2 separate regions of the Homo sapiens genome follow, and region 2 is linked to region 1. Evidence: read pairs that join two places in POLR2A ChIA-PET (ENCODE). Cell type or tissue: Panc1. All regions are shown on one strand. Links, peaks and the distances in the headings refer to the core of each region. The heading gives the core; the rest is flanking DNA. Region 1 overlaps MIR193BHG (MIR193b-365a host gene). Region 2 holds the start of LOC107984865 (a long non-coding RNA gene).

Region 1 (8,137 bases), core at 5,598-8,097:
TCTTATATAATAGCTAAGACTTATATAGCACATCATCAATGTCAGGCGCCGTGCTTAGTTCTTTACAGACGTTCATGTATTTCATCCTCACCACATCCCTATGCTGTGCCCTAATATTCTAGTAACTGTAGATGGGGGAACTGAGGCACAAAGAGGGCAAGTATCTTGGCAGAGGTCACCCGACCACTCAGTAGAAGAGTCAAGTTCAAACACAGGACAGCTGGCTCCCAGGTCTCTATTCTTAACCCTACCTATTGTTGGGGCTCAGAAAACGGTACCCCAAAATATGGCTCTTTGATGTGCTCAACTGAAGCAGCCTCAAGGTCTCTCCAACACCACCCCCCCGCCCCCACCCCCAATCCTGTTTCTCCATCCTCTGTCCGTCCCAAAGCATAGGAGGAGCCTGCTATCTGGAGTTCCCTTATCTACCTGGAAACCACACCCGCCAAAGAGGAACACAATTGCCTTCGACTCCTTCACTGAAATTTCATTAACCAGAGATGAAAACTCATATCACAGAGGAAGAGAATGAAATGAAACACCACACCTGGAGTGCAGACGGACTTCATCCCAAACTATCATCTGTCCTCCGATCCCATTCGACTCCCTAAAGGAATTATTCACTGACCGTTGTCCCAGCATCAGACCCATTCATTCCTCCTAAAAATCATTTACTACCCCTGAGAGTGGCCGCATTTCCCCCATCTCCCTTCTATGACGGAAGTATTTATTTATATTTTTATATTTTTTTGAGACAAGGTCTCAGTTACCCAGGCTGGAGTGCAGCAGCGTGATCTCGGCTCACTACAACCTCTGCTTCCGGGGCTCAAGCGATCCTCCCACCTCAGCCTCCCGAGTAGCTGGGAGCACAGGTGTGCACCACCAAGGCTGGCTAATTTTTTTTTTTTTGTATTTCTGGTAGAGACAGGGTTTCACCATGTTTCCCAGGCTGGTCTCAAACTAGTGACCTCAAGCAATCCACCTGACTCGGCCTCCCAGACTGCCAGGATTACAGGTGTGAGCCACTGTGCCCAGCGATGGACTTCACTGGGTTATTGGATAATCATTCTCCCGCCACTCCCCTGGCGTTTATGCATGGTGAATAAATTCATATGCCTTTTTCTTTTTTTTTTTTTTTTTTGAGATGGTGTCTTGCTCTTGTCGCCTAGGCTGGAGTGCAGTGAGGCGATCTCGGCTCACTGCAAGCCCCGCCCCCCGGGTTCAGGCCACTCTCCTGCCTCAGCCTCCCGAGTAGCTGGGACTACAGGCGTGCACCACCTCGCCTGGCTAATTTTTGTATTTTTAGTAGAGACGGGGTTTCACCGTGTTAGCCAGGATGGTCTTGATCACCTGAGCTCGTGATCCTCATGCCTCGGCCTCCCAAAGTGCTGGCATTACAGGCATGAGCCACCACGCCCGGCTCATATGCTTTTTTCTCCTATTAATCCACTTGTTGTCAGTCATTTCTTTGGTAAAAACTTTTAAAAAATAAATATAAAATAGGGACAAGGTCTCACTATGTTGCCCAGGAACATTTTGAACTCCTGAGCTCAAGTGATCCTCCCACCTCGGCCTCCCAAAGTACTAGGATTACTGGCGTGAGCCACCATGCCTGGCCTGTCAGTTATTTTTAGCAAACTTTTAGCGGGTGAAGGGGCAGCCTTCCCTTGCCTCCTATGCTATGTGTTCTGGGAGTTGACTCATGACAGACATGTATGCATGATCCCTTCCTGAGATCCTAACACCAAGTATTCAGCGTGAAATTTCCATCGTAACGTGGGATTATTTCTTTTTTTTCCTTTCTTTCTTTTTTTTTTTTTTTTTTTGAGACGGAGTCTCGCTCTGTTGCCCAGGCTGGAGTGCAGTGGCTCAATCTCCGTTCCCTGCAAGCTCCGCCTCCCGGGTTCACGCCATTCTCCTGCCTCAGCCTCCCGAGTAGCTGGGACTACAGGCGCCCGCCACCACACCCGGCTAACTTTTTTGTATTTTTAGTAGAGACGGGGTTTCACCATGTTAGCCAGGATGGTCTCGATCCCCTGACCTCGTGATCCACCCGCCTTGGCCTCCCAAAGTGCTGGGATTACAGGCGTGAGCCACCGCACCCGGCTGGATTATTTCTTTGATTCTTTTGTCTGTCTCCCCTGACTCAACTGTGAGCCCCATGCGGGCAGGGGCTGTCTGGCTCCCTGCTGTACCTCCAGCACCTGGCACCCAGCTCCGCACACAGTAGGGCCTCAGCAGCCATCTATCCAGGGAAGGAAGGGCAGAAGCAGTGTCTAGCCACAGCAATCTGACCCAGAAGCAACAATCACAGCTCTCTTGAGTTTCTAGCCTGCGTGATTTACAAGCTTGTTTTGGGCAGGACTAGGTGGCATGCACCTGTAGCCCAACCACTTTGGGAGGCCGAGGCAGGACGATCGCTTGAGCTCAGGAGTTCGAGGCTGCAGTGAGCTTTGACTGCACCGCTGCAATCCAGCCTGAGTGACAAAGAGAGACCCTGTCTCAATTAAAAAAAAAAAAAAAAAAAAAAAGGTTGTTTTGGGGGAATCTCCAACAGCTCAGGAAACCATCTCATCGGCTCCAGGCTTTTCTCACTTGAGGTCCCCGACACTGTGCAGGTGGAAAGATTTAAGGGGCTCCTGAGAGCCCAGCCCCCATCCTGGCAGGCTGCAGGGGGTGGGTGGGGGGTGCGTTCTGGCAGCAGGGCCGGCAGCTGTCTGCAGGCCTCTCAGTGCCTGCTCTAGCTGGCCAGCGGGGGCCCGCTGCCACCCCCCACCCCATGATGCAGCAGAAAGTGAAACCGCAGTTGGCCCCTGCCGGCTGGGACTGATCACCCATGGTTTCCCTGCAAAACCAGAGTCCCAGGGGGCTGGTGGGCAGCTGGCTCCCAGGTCCGGCACAGTGAGGCCTGTCAGGCAAGTGCCCCTAGAGGCCAAGGGAGGTGCCCTGGCCAGAAAGGAGGGTGCTGAGTCATCGTGACCCTAAAATGAGAGAGAAATCTGAGCTATGGATCAATGCAGGAGTGGGGGGGTGAGGGGTCCCAGTGGTGTCGGTGAGCAGGGAAGGGTGGTTTCCCGACCCCCAAAAGGAAGATGTGTGACACCCAGTTTTGTCATGCTGGAGCCCTCTACAGATCTGAACTGGCAACTCCCCCATCTCCCCCCACCCCTCCCCACACCGACTACAGGAGTGCGGAAAATCCCTGAGATAAACAAGAATTCTCTAAAAGTGGACCTCTGAAACTTTACACACGACTTTCTGATTTCTGTCCCATCCTCAGGGCAGCTGTAGTTGCTTAATATTTTTCTTCCAAAACACCCACTCTTTTTTGTTTAACTGACATCAATTGATGGACAAAAAAAGGGCCCCTGTCTCCCGACCCTAAATGGAAAACCAACCAATTGCCTGAAGTACAAATCAGCGGTGCAAAGAATACCTACTAGAATAATTTTCACCTTTAGCCGGCGCCGCTTAAAATCAGAGATGTGCAAATCAGACTTGGGAGTCTGAGTTACAGGTTTCATGCCTGAGGAGCTGGTGGCTCAGAGAGACTGACTCACTTGTCCCGGGTGACACAGCAAGAGAGGCGCAGAGCTCGGGCTGGAATGCAGGCCTGGCTGATCCCAGAAACCCAGGCTCAGTGCTGGGCTGCCGTCTCCCCACCCATGAATTCCTCTGTGTGTATTCATATTATTACCTTCCATGTTTAATGCATGGACTCTCCAATTTTCAAAGCACCTTCAGAGCTTATACAACGTTAGAGCTTTTTATATATAACATTGGCTACATCCAAGAACCCTTTGAAGCCAGAGCAGGGGGTGCTGCCCCTCCCTTGGTGTATGGGGAAACTGAGGCAGCGAGCGGGGAAAGTGTTCTGTCTCAGGGAGCTAGCAGGAAAGCCAGGACTGCCCCAGGGCCCCCTGCCAAGGCGATGATCCCGGAGGCCCTGGCTGCAAGGACCAGGCCTCGTCAAACAGGTAACACTTGTTTCTTTCCGCTTTCCCTACCTCCCCCTACAACCCCCCAGAGCAAATGCTGACGCTGATGGGGAGCCACAGCTGTACTCCTTCCCAGGCCGGATCTCAGCGTCTGCCCCTGGAGGGCAAAAGCACGTTTAGCAACCAGTGTCTGCGCATGGCGTCTTTCAATTTTTCACAGTGATAACCGGTTTTGAGCACAAGAAGGCATCTACCAGGGACCCAGAAGGCGCTACAGCGGAAGAGTTTGGGGAACAGCTTTCTCTCTTCTTTGAGTTGCTGGAGGAACTCCGAGCTGATGTCTTTCTGGCCCAGGGACCCCCGAGGAATACTGCAAGAGCAATAAGGATTTTTAGGGGCATTATGATAGTGGAATGGAAACACATCTGCCCCCAAAAGTCCCTCATTTTCCCTGCGGTAACGAACCAGCTGGCAGGAAGTGGTAGCTCTCAGAGCACCAAGAGCCAAAACTAAAAAGGAAAAAATGTACAAAGTTAGAGCAAACTTTAAACAAGTGAGCGCTTTCATGGTGTACGGCGGCTCCGTGCAGACTCACGAAAGGGACCTCATCTTCTCAATAATTGGCTAAATAGGTCTCAGTGCAGCAGCTTCCACACAGACGTGCTCAGAAAACCACAGATCTGGAATCCCAGAGCAGGTTCCCAAAATGGATACAAGGATTATTCCCTAAAGCCAGGCGCATCATAGGAGACGTGACGTTTCCCCCAAACTTCAGATGACTGTTCCAGACCCTCATTAATGATCTAAGTTATCCTTCAACACCTCCTCCTCTGGAATGGGAGAAACTTAGTCCCCTTGGAAATGCTGATGAAAATACCTGGTTTCCACAACACGGACAGAAGGACTAAGGCTTGGGTAGGGGAGCTGAGTGGTTATCGCTGGTGGTGCAAAAGGGGCAAACCGGCTGGCGTGGGGGCTCACGCCTGTAATCCCTGCACTTTGGGAGGCCAAAGTGGGAGGACTGCTTGAGGCCAGGAGTTTGAGAACAGCCTGGGCAACACAGTGAGACCCCCCCCAAGTCTCTGCAAAAAATAGCCAGGTGTGGTGGTGTGTGCTTGTAGTCCCAGCTACTCAGGAGGATGAGGCTTGAGCCTAGGAAGTTCAGGCTGCAGTGAGCTGTGCTCACCACTGCACTCCAGCCTGGGCAACAGAGTAAGACACTGTCTCAAAAAAAAGGGGACGGGTTTTACTGCTAAGGTCCCAGGTGCCATCTCTTGGTTCAGCCACTAAGATCTGAGGACTAAGGAGTTCAGGGTGTCTTCCCCAAGGCATATAACCTTTGAGGCCCTGCAGGTGGGTGCCCCCTGTGCCAGCCAGCACCCTCAGAGCCAGGAAAGGGTTAACCCCTCCACATGGCTGACACCAGAGGAGGAGCTTACTACGCAGCCTGGGATATCACACTGGGCCATCTCAGAGAGGAGAGGCCTCTGTGAGTTCTGTGAATGGAAGTGGATTCACTGCCTTCAGATTGAGAACGGGGTGAAAAGGCATCCCCACACAGAACCGACGCCCCAGTCGCTAGCTGGCTCCTTGGCACCCGTCGCATGGCCCCGAAGCTCTGGCAGGGACTCTGGGCACCTGTACCAGTGAGCACCCGGCCATCTCGGCCAGGTCTGTGAGGGAGCGATTCTACCCTTGCCATGTGACAGCCGGCAACTAGGGCCCAGATCTCTTCTTTCAAGTAGCACCTAAAATATTCTCCGGGTGAACCTAGGGCTAAATACGGCATGGCCTACAGGTGCCGGGTCTGGACCTTTTAACGCCATTCTAAGATACGATCGAGAACCCACGAGGCCTTTGGTAGCCTGGAGTCCAGTTACTGGGGCCAAATGGGAGTCCCACGGGTTTGGCTGACTCAGGGCTGGGTGCAACTTCCTGGAGCAGGCACATGTTGGTGCCAGGGCAGAGAGGCTGCAGACAGTTTTCTTGTGTGTTTGAACCCAGAATGCCAGCCCAGTTCTCACTCTGGGCCGACCCCCAAGGTGGCTTAGTTGGTGGCCCCTTTTTCTGTCCACCTGGCCCACTTCTTTCCACTTCCAGCCTGCAGCCCGGCCCTTCCTGGCCTAGGTTTTCCTCCCAGCCTGATCAAAGCAAAAGGCTCAGCTCCCAGGTGGGAGGCCTCACGGAGCTGGAGAAGAGACCAGCAAACACATGCACGGTAACTCAGATGTGTTATGTGTTGTCTTGCTGGCTGGGAGCTACGCCTCCTAGGCCCACCCCAAGTCGAAGGATCGCAGCCCTGGTGCTCGAGAGCAAGGGCTTGGGGCTGGGCTGCAAAAGCTCAGCTTTGCCTCTGAATCTTCTAGAACCACGTTTGCACTCACACAGGACAGATTTGCTCTGAGCCTGTGGGATAGCCTCATCTGTTCCCCTTTGAGCATTTGGAAAGCAAAGTGGGGTTCTGCCCTCGCCAGAGCCCACAGGGTCACCAGGCTATTAAACCCTGCAGAGTCTCTGGGGAGGCTGACTTTGAGAGCCAAATACCCCATCTTCTGGCTGAACTGCTGCAGGCTTCGTCTCGGGAGGAAAGACCCCCAGGCACCTGTCTGGACTTGTCTGGGCACCAGTAGTGGCTCTGAGGCCACATCTGGGCCTCGGCTGGCAGAGGTCTGGGCTGTCTTGGGCACAAATGCCAATGCCAACAGGCCCAGCACTGATCTCACACGATTCCAGCAAGAGAGCCTAGATTTTTGCACATCTCTGAGAAAACTGTCATACCACACCGCACAGCTAACCTTAGGCGCAACCAGCCACTAACTCCTCTCCCTGCCCAGGCGAAGTCCCCTTTGCTGCAGTGGGGCAGCATTTCAGGGACACGGAGAAAGAAGTTTGCTTTGTGGTTCCGTAAACTCAGACGGATGATATAAAATCAGAAACCTTATTTTAAAGCTTGGTAAATATGTGCATATGTCCCCTACAACTGGGGACGCTGGAAAGGCAGCATCTGAACACTGGCTGCTTTGAAAAGAGGTCATGAGAAGGGCAGAAGGGGTCAGCTGGGCATGGGGTGATGGAGGGAACCCCAAGTCCACTCCTAAATTCTTTCAACGTCCATCTCTTTCCCTGAAAAGTCGGCTTGGCTACTAGGCCTGAAAAGTATGTTGTTTATATCATGTTTGTGAGCGTCAGGGTTTATTTTCACCTGCTCCAGATACAAGAAGCAAAAAGAACTCTACATTTTTCTGTGTTTGGGGTGCTCAGGCGAGAAAGAAAATGCCTGCTTAAAGTAACTGATCAGCAATGTTTTGTTTGTACACGCACTTTATTCTGGTGAGTGATTTTAAGTACCAAGTTTGCCTTAACTTTTCACTGCACTCATTTTTATCCTCATGGCTAAAATAGCTGTATTTGCTCCACAATCAAAATTAAAGGAGGGTGAGCTGATCGTTAGGAGGCTATAGTTGATCTGGCAAGAATTTCCATCTTTCTGTTCATAACGTTAAGTTGGGGGGTTGCTGGGAAGGGAAACAGAGAGAGTGTTCCCTTGGAGGGACTTTTCCAACTTTCATTGGTTTGAATCACCAACATATATTTTATTTTTAAGGAAGTATCATATTCATTGCAGAACCACCTCTAAATATTTTACTCCTGGCCATACCGTATTCTTTTCTATTGAAACATCTTTTTTGCCTCTCTGAGATCAGCTATGGCTTGGGGATTGCTAAGAACAAAATTCAAAGTTGCTTGTTTTTTGTTTTTTTTTTTCTTAAATCCACACTTCTTTGGGGGTTAGCGGGGGTGGGGAGGGAACAGCAACTGCTTAATGAAGTTTCTCACACAGAGGCAAAAAGAGAAAAGCCAAAATATATTCAGTGTATCCAGCAGTTCCATGCTGAATTTTTTTTTTCCTTATTGGTTGAGGGGGGTGTGTAGGAGGGTGGTGGGAAGGATCTGAAAAGAAGCTGTGATTCTTTGCTGAATTAATGATGACTTCTCACTGCAAAATGCTGATTTATAATCTCTTCACCATACTAGACTGTTTCCAGACTCAGAGGGGGGTTAAAGTTTGTTAAATGTATTCATAATTACATGCACAGTTTCAGACGGCTGAATATAAGTAATGCTTGTGCTGTTGCGAATGCTCACCATTAAAGCAGAAATTGTTTCACATTTAGCACTAAATTCTGTCTGATTTTGCA
Region 2 (8,630 bases), core at 1-2,500, 240 kb before region 1:
GTGTATTAAATACAGTGAGAGGTTGCCCTCCCACTGCCCCCTTAATTTAAAAGCTATGGGCTCAGTCAGCTTACACTCATTGCTGCCTCGTTTGTTTTTGAGATTGTCTCTGAAATAAATGAAATAATTAGTAAGTATCATGTATAGATGAGAAAATAAGACAAATCTCTTTTGATTCATTAGGTATGCTACATAGTATATTTTTTCATTTACCTCCATTCTGTTCCTTTCTCATTGCACTTTTTCTGAAGTGAGTTGCAGATTTACTTTGAGAATGAGAAGTACCTGTAATAAATTAATACTTACATTGACCTGTTCATCTCTGTACTTTCCCCCCATTTGTTGATACATATTTGAGATTTATTCACTCCATTAAACTTGTATCAAATACTTGTTGTTTTTGTTGTTGTCATTGTTGTTGTTGTTTTGAGACATAGTCTCGCTCTGTCGCCTAGGCTGGAGTGCAGTGGCGCAATGTCGGCTCACTGCAACCTCTGGTTCTCGGGTTCAAGCACTTCTCCTGTCTCAGCCTCCTGAGTAGCTGGGATTACAGGCGCGCAACATGATACCCGGCTAATTTTTGTATTTTTAGTAGAGATGGGGTTTCACGATGTTGGCCGGTTTGGTCTCAAACTCCTGACCTCAGGTGATCTGCCTGCCTCGGCCTTTCAGAGTGCTGGGATTACAGGCATGAGCCACAATGCCCAGCCTTGTTTTACAAACAAATAAACTGAATATTTTATTTGCTTTTAAAATATGGTTCTAGGCTGGGCATGGTGGCTCACGCTTGTAATCCCAGCACTTAGGGAGGCCGAGGCAGGCGGATCATCTGAGGTCAGGAGTTCGAGACGAGCCTGGCCAATAAGGTGAAACCCTATCTCTACTAAATATGCAAAATTTAGCTGGGCGTGATGGCTGAGGCAGGAGAATTGCTTGAACCCGGGAGGCAGAGGTTGCAGTGAGCCAACATCCGCACCCACTGCACTCTGGCCTGGGCGACAGAGTGAGACCCTGTCTTGAAAAAAAAAGGAGGGGATTCTAAAAAGATGGAGCACCCCGTCTCTTGTAGGATCCTAAATAATTTTGATATTTTGATATTAACCATCAATTAAACGTTTTGTTTTCTTAAGATGGGAAGTTTTTGAATAAAATATTGGTGAAAATATGTATTGTTAAGCTGTATATTCAAGTAAATTTCAAGCACCATGTTGCTTTGATAATGTAAAAGATGTGAAATTTTTAAGTGATGTGTTTGTTTTTTACTTTAACAAAATGCCGCACAGTAAAACTATAATTCTGATAGTAGAACTGGTGAGTAATTATATATGAAAATTTCTGCAAATATACAAATTCAGATCACAGTATTTTGGCATTTTTCTTTCATTATCTGACTGTTGCAGGAATCCAGGCCATGCTGTAGAGGGGAAAAGCTTAGGCTTTTGGAATCATACTGCAGCATCACTTAACAGTTGTGTGACTTTGGGTGCCTTATTTAACCTTGATGAACTTCTGCTTATCTCTGTAAACTGCGCATAATAGTATGGACTTTAGTGTTATTGTAAGGATTCCATGAGATTAAGTAAATGAACCTTGGCATGGCTTTGAGCTTTTACTGTGGTTCTTTAATAGCAGATTTCAGGGTGGAATGTACTCAGGAGCATCAGACACCAGGGATAGTGGTGGATGCAGGGTGTGATTGATGTTGCTTGTTAAATATTTTAATTTTTGCATAGAGATTTTTTCTGTGATCCATTTCCCCACTATCCTTAGAAAGATGGTTTAGAGAGAATCCAGAGGGATTGAATTATTAGAAAGCTCAAGATAACTTTAGGTGGGGGTGGGGACCTTGAGGTTACAGTTACAGTGAGGCTTCAGTGTGGCTGCAAGAAGACTGAGTTCAAAGTCCTGACCTGCAGTCTAATTCAGCTTCCTCTGCTCACTGTACACTCTTCAGCTCCTTTGCTAGCCACACTCGGTGACATTGAAGCTGTGCAGCCCGATAAAAGGAGTTTTCACAGACTGACACGGGGACTAACTTTGGCTCCACCACTTGTCAGCCATGTGTCTTTGGGCAGGTTATGTAAACCTTCCGAGCCACAGGTTCCGTGTTTGTTTAAGAGGGAGATAATAGTTACTTGGCATGATTGTTGTGAGGATGAAATGAGATCATGGATATTAAGTTGCCAGCAAAGAGCCCCATACTACACAATCAGTGCTTGACCCGTGGTAGGTAATTATTAAAATAGCTGCTTGGCCTCCCTTGCTGTGAACAGTGTGTAAGAGTGCTTTGAAATCTGTAAAACATGAGTTAGTAGCATTTATTTGAAAATACAAGCATGATTCCTTGCTTGTGTGTATGGGATGTCAAAGTTTCTTTTAAAATTCCTGTTATACCACCATATCTGATGTCAAATAACAGTTGCTCTCTTCTTTACTACTGGACAATTCTTAAAACAGTAGCTTTTAAGCTAAGTATTTTATTCCGTGGTAACTCTAATCAGGGAGCTACATTTCAGAATCATGTGTAGCCATAGAAGCACTCTATTGTCTGATTGCTCATTGCATTGGTTTCCTGAGGGCAGTGTTGGGTCCCTCTTGTTTGGCCCTGAGTCCTCTCTCATACCTGACACACACTGCAGCATGAGGAAATAAATGTGTGTTTGAATAGGGAATATGGGGAATAGGCCAAGATGAAATTGTGATATTTTACCTTTTTTCCTCCTAGGTTAAGTAGATCACTGTTCTCTTGATATATGCAGCTTTGCTAGTAAAGTTTAATTTTCCGGTATAGTCTCTTTTCTTATGCAAAAGACAACTCTTAACAAAATACTTGGCAATTTGAGCATGCTGTGCCTCTGACAACATTTCCTTTGCCAGAAGAAGCCATCTTTTATGCAGTCATCACCTCCCACCAGAACCTGACTATGCCCTCCTTCCTGCCTTATCTCAGCTTCAACATCAGTTTCTCCAATGTTTCCTTCCCCTCCCCTCCCCACCTTCCCCCCTCTCCCTTCCCCTCTTCTTCCCTCCCCTCTTCCTTTTCTGAGACAGGGTCATTTCTTTTGCCCAGGCGAGAGTGGGGTGGCACAAACTCGACTCACTGCAGCCTCCACCTCCTGGGTTCAGGCAATTCTTGTGACTCAGCCTCCCAAATAGCTGAGATTACAAGCATGCACCACCACACTGGCTAATTTTTGTATTTTTTGTAGAGACAGGGTTTTGCTATGTTGGCCAGGCCGATTTCGAACCCCTGGCCTCAAGTGATCCGCCTATCTCAGCCTCCCAAAGTTCTGGGATTATAGGCATGAGCCACTGCACCCGGCCTCTGATGTTTTCTCTGGCTCTCTTTGTAGGGTATTGAACCTCATTCTCTGTGCTTTCATAGCATCTTGTATACCTTATTATATTGTTTTCACAGATAGACTGTAAACTCTTTGAGAGTAGGGACCATGTCTCAGTCACCATTGCGTTTTTAGTGCGTAAAGTGGTAGTGTCTGACATTAGTAAGTAAATGTTGAATATTTATTGAATTGCATAAATGATATTCATAGTATTGTGACTTGGAAATGCCTTTTTGCATGTGATGGATGTAACTAATGTCTCTGCTCTTTAGCTGTGATTTCTAAAATTATGCAGATGTTTCACTGAAAGACGGTGTGAAATTTGTTCTTTATAATGGTGATTCTAATGATAAGAAGGACCCAGGGTATCTGATGTGCTGCAAATCCTATTAATTTTTTTTTTTTTTTGAGACGGAGTCTTGCTCTGTCACCCAGGCTGGAGTGCAGTGGTGCGATCTCGGCTCACTGCAACCTCCACCTCCCAGGTTCAAGCGAGTCTCCTGCCTCAGCCTCCCGAGTAGCTGGGACTACAGGTGCGTGCCTCCACTCCCGGCTAATTTTTGTTTTGTATTTTTAGTAGGGACAGGGTTTCACCGTGTTAGACAGGATGGTCTCGAATGCCTGACCTTGTGATCTGCACTCTTCGGCCTTCCAAAGTGCTGGGATTACAAGCATGAGCCACCGCGCCCGGCCCCTATTAATGTTATCTTAAACAAATTACTTATTCATTTCAGTGGAAACAGAGCGCCTCTTAGGTCAATAATGTAACATTGAGAAAATCATTAAATGCCTATTTATATAGCAGCTTATAATGGCTTCTTTGGCTCTGTTACAAACTATTTCTGATTTACATTTAAGGAGTTGCTTTTTAACTGACACTTTTTTTTTTCTTTGAGTATTACTAATTTTAATCAAGATTTTTAAAGCCATTTTTGACTTTTTTTGGGAGACTGGGTTTCACTCTGTTGCCCAAGCTGGAGTGTGGTGGCATGATTATAACTCACTGCAGCCTCGAACTCCTGGGCTCAAGCAGTCCTCTTGCCTCAGCCTCTTGAGTAGCCAGGACTATAGGTGTGCACTCACCACACCCTGCTAATTTTTTCAAAATTTTCTTGTAGAGATGGGGCCTTGCCATGTTGCTCGGCTGGTCTTGAACTCTTGGCCTCAAGCCGTCCTCTCTCCTTGGGTTCCCAAAGTGCTGGGATTACAAGTGTGAGCCACTGTGCCTGGCTATTTTCGACATTTTGAATATGAAAGTTCTCTTTTATAGGAACCCTTTTTATACTAACTACTAAAACCCGTCTACTGAGTGCCATTCGGTTTCTGTTGCTTTTCATTTGCTGCTGCTGGGAAGCGGTTCCCTGCTGGCTTTGGGGTGTTTGGATACGTGGTAACCCATACAAGCTGTGCATTTAGCATTATTCCCCCTCTGGCTCTTCAGATGAAGCAGTACATGGCCAGTGTGGGACTTGGTGCCATGGAAAGACCACTTACCTTCACCATTTGAGAATTTTTCTCAAAGTAGTCAAGCAGGAAATCTTTTTTTTTCTTTTTTTTTTTTTTGAGACAGGGTCTCTCTCTGTTGCCCAGGCTGAAGTGCCGTTGTGCGATCTTGGCTCACTGCAACTTCTGCCTCCTAGGTTCAAGCAATTCTCCTGCCTCAGCCTCCTGAGTAGCTGGGATTACAGGTGCACGCCACCACACCTGGCTAATTTTTGTATTTTTAGTAGAGACGAGGGTTCACCATGTTGGTCAGGCTGGTCTCGAACTCCTGACCTCGTGATCTGCTCACCTCCCAAAGTGCTGGCATTACAGCGTAAGCCACTGTCCCTGGCCAGGAATTCATCTTTAATGGGCAAATCTGAATAGCTTGTTTATATTTTGGATTTTTATATTTCTAATGTAGTTTTATTAAATGGGGAAGAGCTCAACAATATTTCAAATGTAGTAGAACTTTCTAGCCATACTCTCAATATTTAGACATTGTTTTGAGTGTCTTTAAATGCATCGTAGGACATTGTGTCTCTGAATATAATTTTTATAGAAATGGCTTTAGAAAAAGAGCTTTTTCACATATTTTGAAAGCTGGAGATTGGAACACACACAGTAGATACTGTAAGAAACTTTTTAAAAGCAGAAATTGATAAAGACACTTTAGAAGAGGCAGGAACTCAACAGTTATTTTGGGTCATAAAAAGTTACCCAGTAATTATAAATAAAATAAAAGCCCAAATTCAGATAGTTGTATGAATTCCTGATACCCTGCCTTAGAAGCTTTTTCAGGATGATTTTTGGGATGAGGGAAGACACTTGGCTTTGCCTCAGTCTAAATTATTGAGTGTGCTTATGTTAAATTGTGTTTTTAAAAAGCACAGCTTTTGATTATGCTGAACAGATAAATATTAGAATTGTAGAGACAACTCTTTCAGGATGATTGTTCAGCCCTGAATTTGCTAAAAGGCTGCTTATAACTTTGAACTTTACCTGTGCTTTTTATTATCCTTTTGATGTTTGCAGAATCTGTAGTGATAACTGGTTTTTATTCGTGATATTACTCATTTGTGTCTCATTTTTCCTTGTTCATTCCAGTCAGCTGTTACCATTTTGTTGATCTCTCTCAAGAACGCTTTTGGCTGTGTTCGTTTCTCTGTATTGTTTGATATTGTCTATTTTGTTGGTTTCTGTTTTTTTTCTCCTTTTACTTGCTTGGGTTTACTTTGCTCTTCTTTTCTCAGTTTCTTGAGCTAGAACCGTATGTGATTGGTTCTTCTTTTCTTCTTTTTTCTAAATTCTTTTTAAAAAATTTAAGCCTGGCGTCCTCGAGGTTGTTGGTAGGTCAACATATTAATATCTTACTGATTAGCCAGTGATTGGTAAGAGGTGGTGCTGAAACACCTTGAGCTGGTAAAGCTTTAACCCTTTGCCAGCTAAGTTAGGGAACAGACTCAACATTCCGGCAGCTTACAAGTCTGCCCCAATGTTTACTTTTGTCTGGACCTCTGTCCTCTGTGGGCGCACAGGCCTTATGGTCAGCTAGCTATGTGTACATAGCTAAGACTCTGCAAGTCATTGACTTGAACCATTTTCCTTTTCTAACAGAAGCATTTAAAGCTATAAATTATCCTCTAAGTACTGCGTTAGTTGTATGTTAACTGTTTATTTATACGTATGTTTTAAATATCATTAAGTTGGAAAAGTTTTGTGATTTCTTCTTTGATCCTGGATTATTTAGAAATGTGTTGTTTCATTTCCAAATGCTTAGGATTTCGTTAGATTTCTTGTTACTAATTTATAATTTCATTCTGTTGTGACTAAAGATTTCAATAGGATTTCAGTCCTCTTAAATTTACCAGAATTTCCTTTATAGTCAAGCATAAGGTCTATGTTTTTGAACATACTGTGTGCACTTAAAAAGAACATCAATATTGGTTAGTCTTATTCATATATCCTGCATCCTTTTTTTGATGTTTTTCTTTGAGACAGAGTCTGGCTCTGTCACCCAGGCCAGAGTATGATCTCGGCTCACTGTAACCTCCACCTCCTGGGCTCAAGCCATCCTCCCACTTCAGCTTCCTGAGTAGCTGGGACTGCAGACACACGCTAGGATGCCTGGCTAATTTTTGTATTTTTTGGTAGAGATGGAGTTTCACCATGTTACGCAGGCTGACCTTGAACTGTTGAGCTCAAGCAATCCTCCCACCTCAGCCTCCCAAAGTGCCGGGATTACAGGCATGAGCCACTGTGCCCAGTCTTATTCTATATCTTCACTGACTTTTTTAGATTTAGTTGTTATATCAGTTTTTGAGAAGGGTTAAAATCGCCTGTGATTGTAGAATTGTCTGTTTACCCTTTTAATCTTGTCAATTTTCATGTCATGTATTTTGTGGCTGTATTATTAGGGGCATACGTATTTATGATTGTTTTGTCTTTCTGATAAACTGGCCTCTTTATAAAATGTTCTCCTTTATCTTTTGTAATACTATTATTTTTAAGTCTACCTTATCTGATATTATAATCACTTCATCCTCCTTATGTTTTTTATATTTGCCTGGTATATTCTTTTATTATTATTTTTCTTTTTGATACAGAGTCTCATTCTGTTGCCCAGGCAGGAGTGCAGTGGTGCGGTCTCAGCTTACTGCAACCTCCACCTCCTGGCTTTAAGTGATTCTCCTGCCTCAGCCTCCTGAGTAGCTGAGATTACAGGTGTGTGCCACCATGCCCAACTAATTTTTGTATTTTTAGTAGAGACAGGGTTTTGCCATGTTGCCCAGGCTGATCTCGATCTCCTTGCCTCAAGTGACCCACCTGCATTGACCTCCGAAAGTGCTGAGATTACAGATGTGAGCCGCCACACCCAGCCAAACTGGTCTTTTCCTTCTATTTATTCTAGACCTATCTGTGTATACACAAAGTGAGTCTCTTGTAGACAGTGTATAGCTTGGTTTTGGTTTTCTTTTTTTTGAGATGGAGTCTTGCTCTGTCACCCAGGCTAGAGTGCAATGGCATGATCTTGGCTCACCGCAACCTCCACCTCCCGGGTTCAAGCGATTCTCCTGCCTCTGCCTCCCAAGTAGCTGGGATTACAGGCATGCACCCCCATGCCTGGCTAATTTTGTATTTTTAGTAGAGACGGTTTCTCCATCTTGGTCAGGCTGGTCTTGAACTCCCGACCTCAGGTGATCTTCCCGCGTTGGCCTCCCAAAGTGCTGGGATTACAGGCGTGAGCCACCGTGCCCAGCCGGGTTTTGCTTTTTTATTTCTTCTGTTGACTCTGAAATTTAATTGGAGTATTTAGTCCAATTTAATGTCCTTATTGATATGGTTAGGTCTGTCATTTTAAAATTTGCTTTTTGTTTGCTTTCTCTGTGTTTTGTTCTTTTGTATACCCCCTTTTCTGCCTTCTTTTGGATTATTTGAATTTTTAAAAAGAATTCTGTTTTAATTTCTCTGCTGGCTTTTTTGTTTTATCTTTTTGCATTATTTTTAGTGGTTGCTTTACAAATTTAAATATCTATCCATAACTTTTAACAGTCTTCTCAGAGTTCATATTATACCATTTCACATAGAATGTAGAGACCTTACAATCATATAGGTTCATTTACAACCATTCCTTGTAGTCTTTTAGGCTTTAATTGGGCATATGTATTACATCTGCATTCATTATAAATCCCAGAAAGTGGTGTTACAATTTTACTTTAAACTCTCTATGTATTTTAAGAAATAAGGAGAAGAAAATATTTAGTCAGATATTTACCATTTTCAGTGTTCCTCATTCATGCCTGAAGA

Evidence for each region. ChIA-PET counts read pairs that join two places held together with the same protein. Peaks named below come from ENCODE experiments on the same cell type or tissue, not always from the same donor. Only the 100,000 strongest peaks of a DNase experiment are listed, where the experiment ranks them.
Region 2: POLR2A ChIA-PET joins it to region 1 with 10 read pairs; 8 of 35 experiments call an interaction of 5 or more read pairs at or near these places.

The regions. Positions count from the first base shown.
Region 1 is chr16:14,305,544-14,313,680 of GRCh38, reverse strand. All of the region lies in intron 1 of MIR193BHG (MIR193b-365a host gene), which reads right to left. It overlaps MIR365A (microRNA 365a), which reads right to left and starts at 4,396; the gene lies at 4,310-4,396. RefSeq lists enhancers at 2,664-2,803, 2,904-3,023, 2,815-3,109, 5,841-6,525, 6,526-7,211 and 1 more and a silencer at 2,935-3,229. In Panc1, for the core only: no CTCF peak of the experiment used is centred there; no DNase peak of the experiment used is centred there; H3K4me3 peaks cover 2,500 bases; H3K27ac peaks cover 2,500 bases.
Region 2 is chr16:14,543,367-14,551,996 of GRCh38, reverse strand. All of the region lies in intron 21 of PARN (poly(A)-specific ribonuclease), which reads left to right. It overlaps LOC107984865 (a long non-coding RNA gene), which reads left to right and starts at 969. Exons shown (of 2, transcript XR_001752089.3): 1 at 969-8,630. In Panc1, for the core only: no CTCF peak of the experiment used is centred there; no DNase peak of the experiment used is centred there.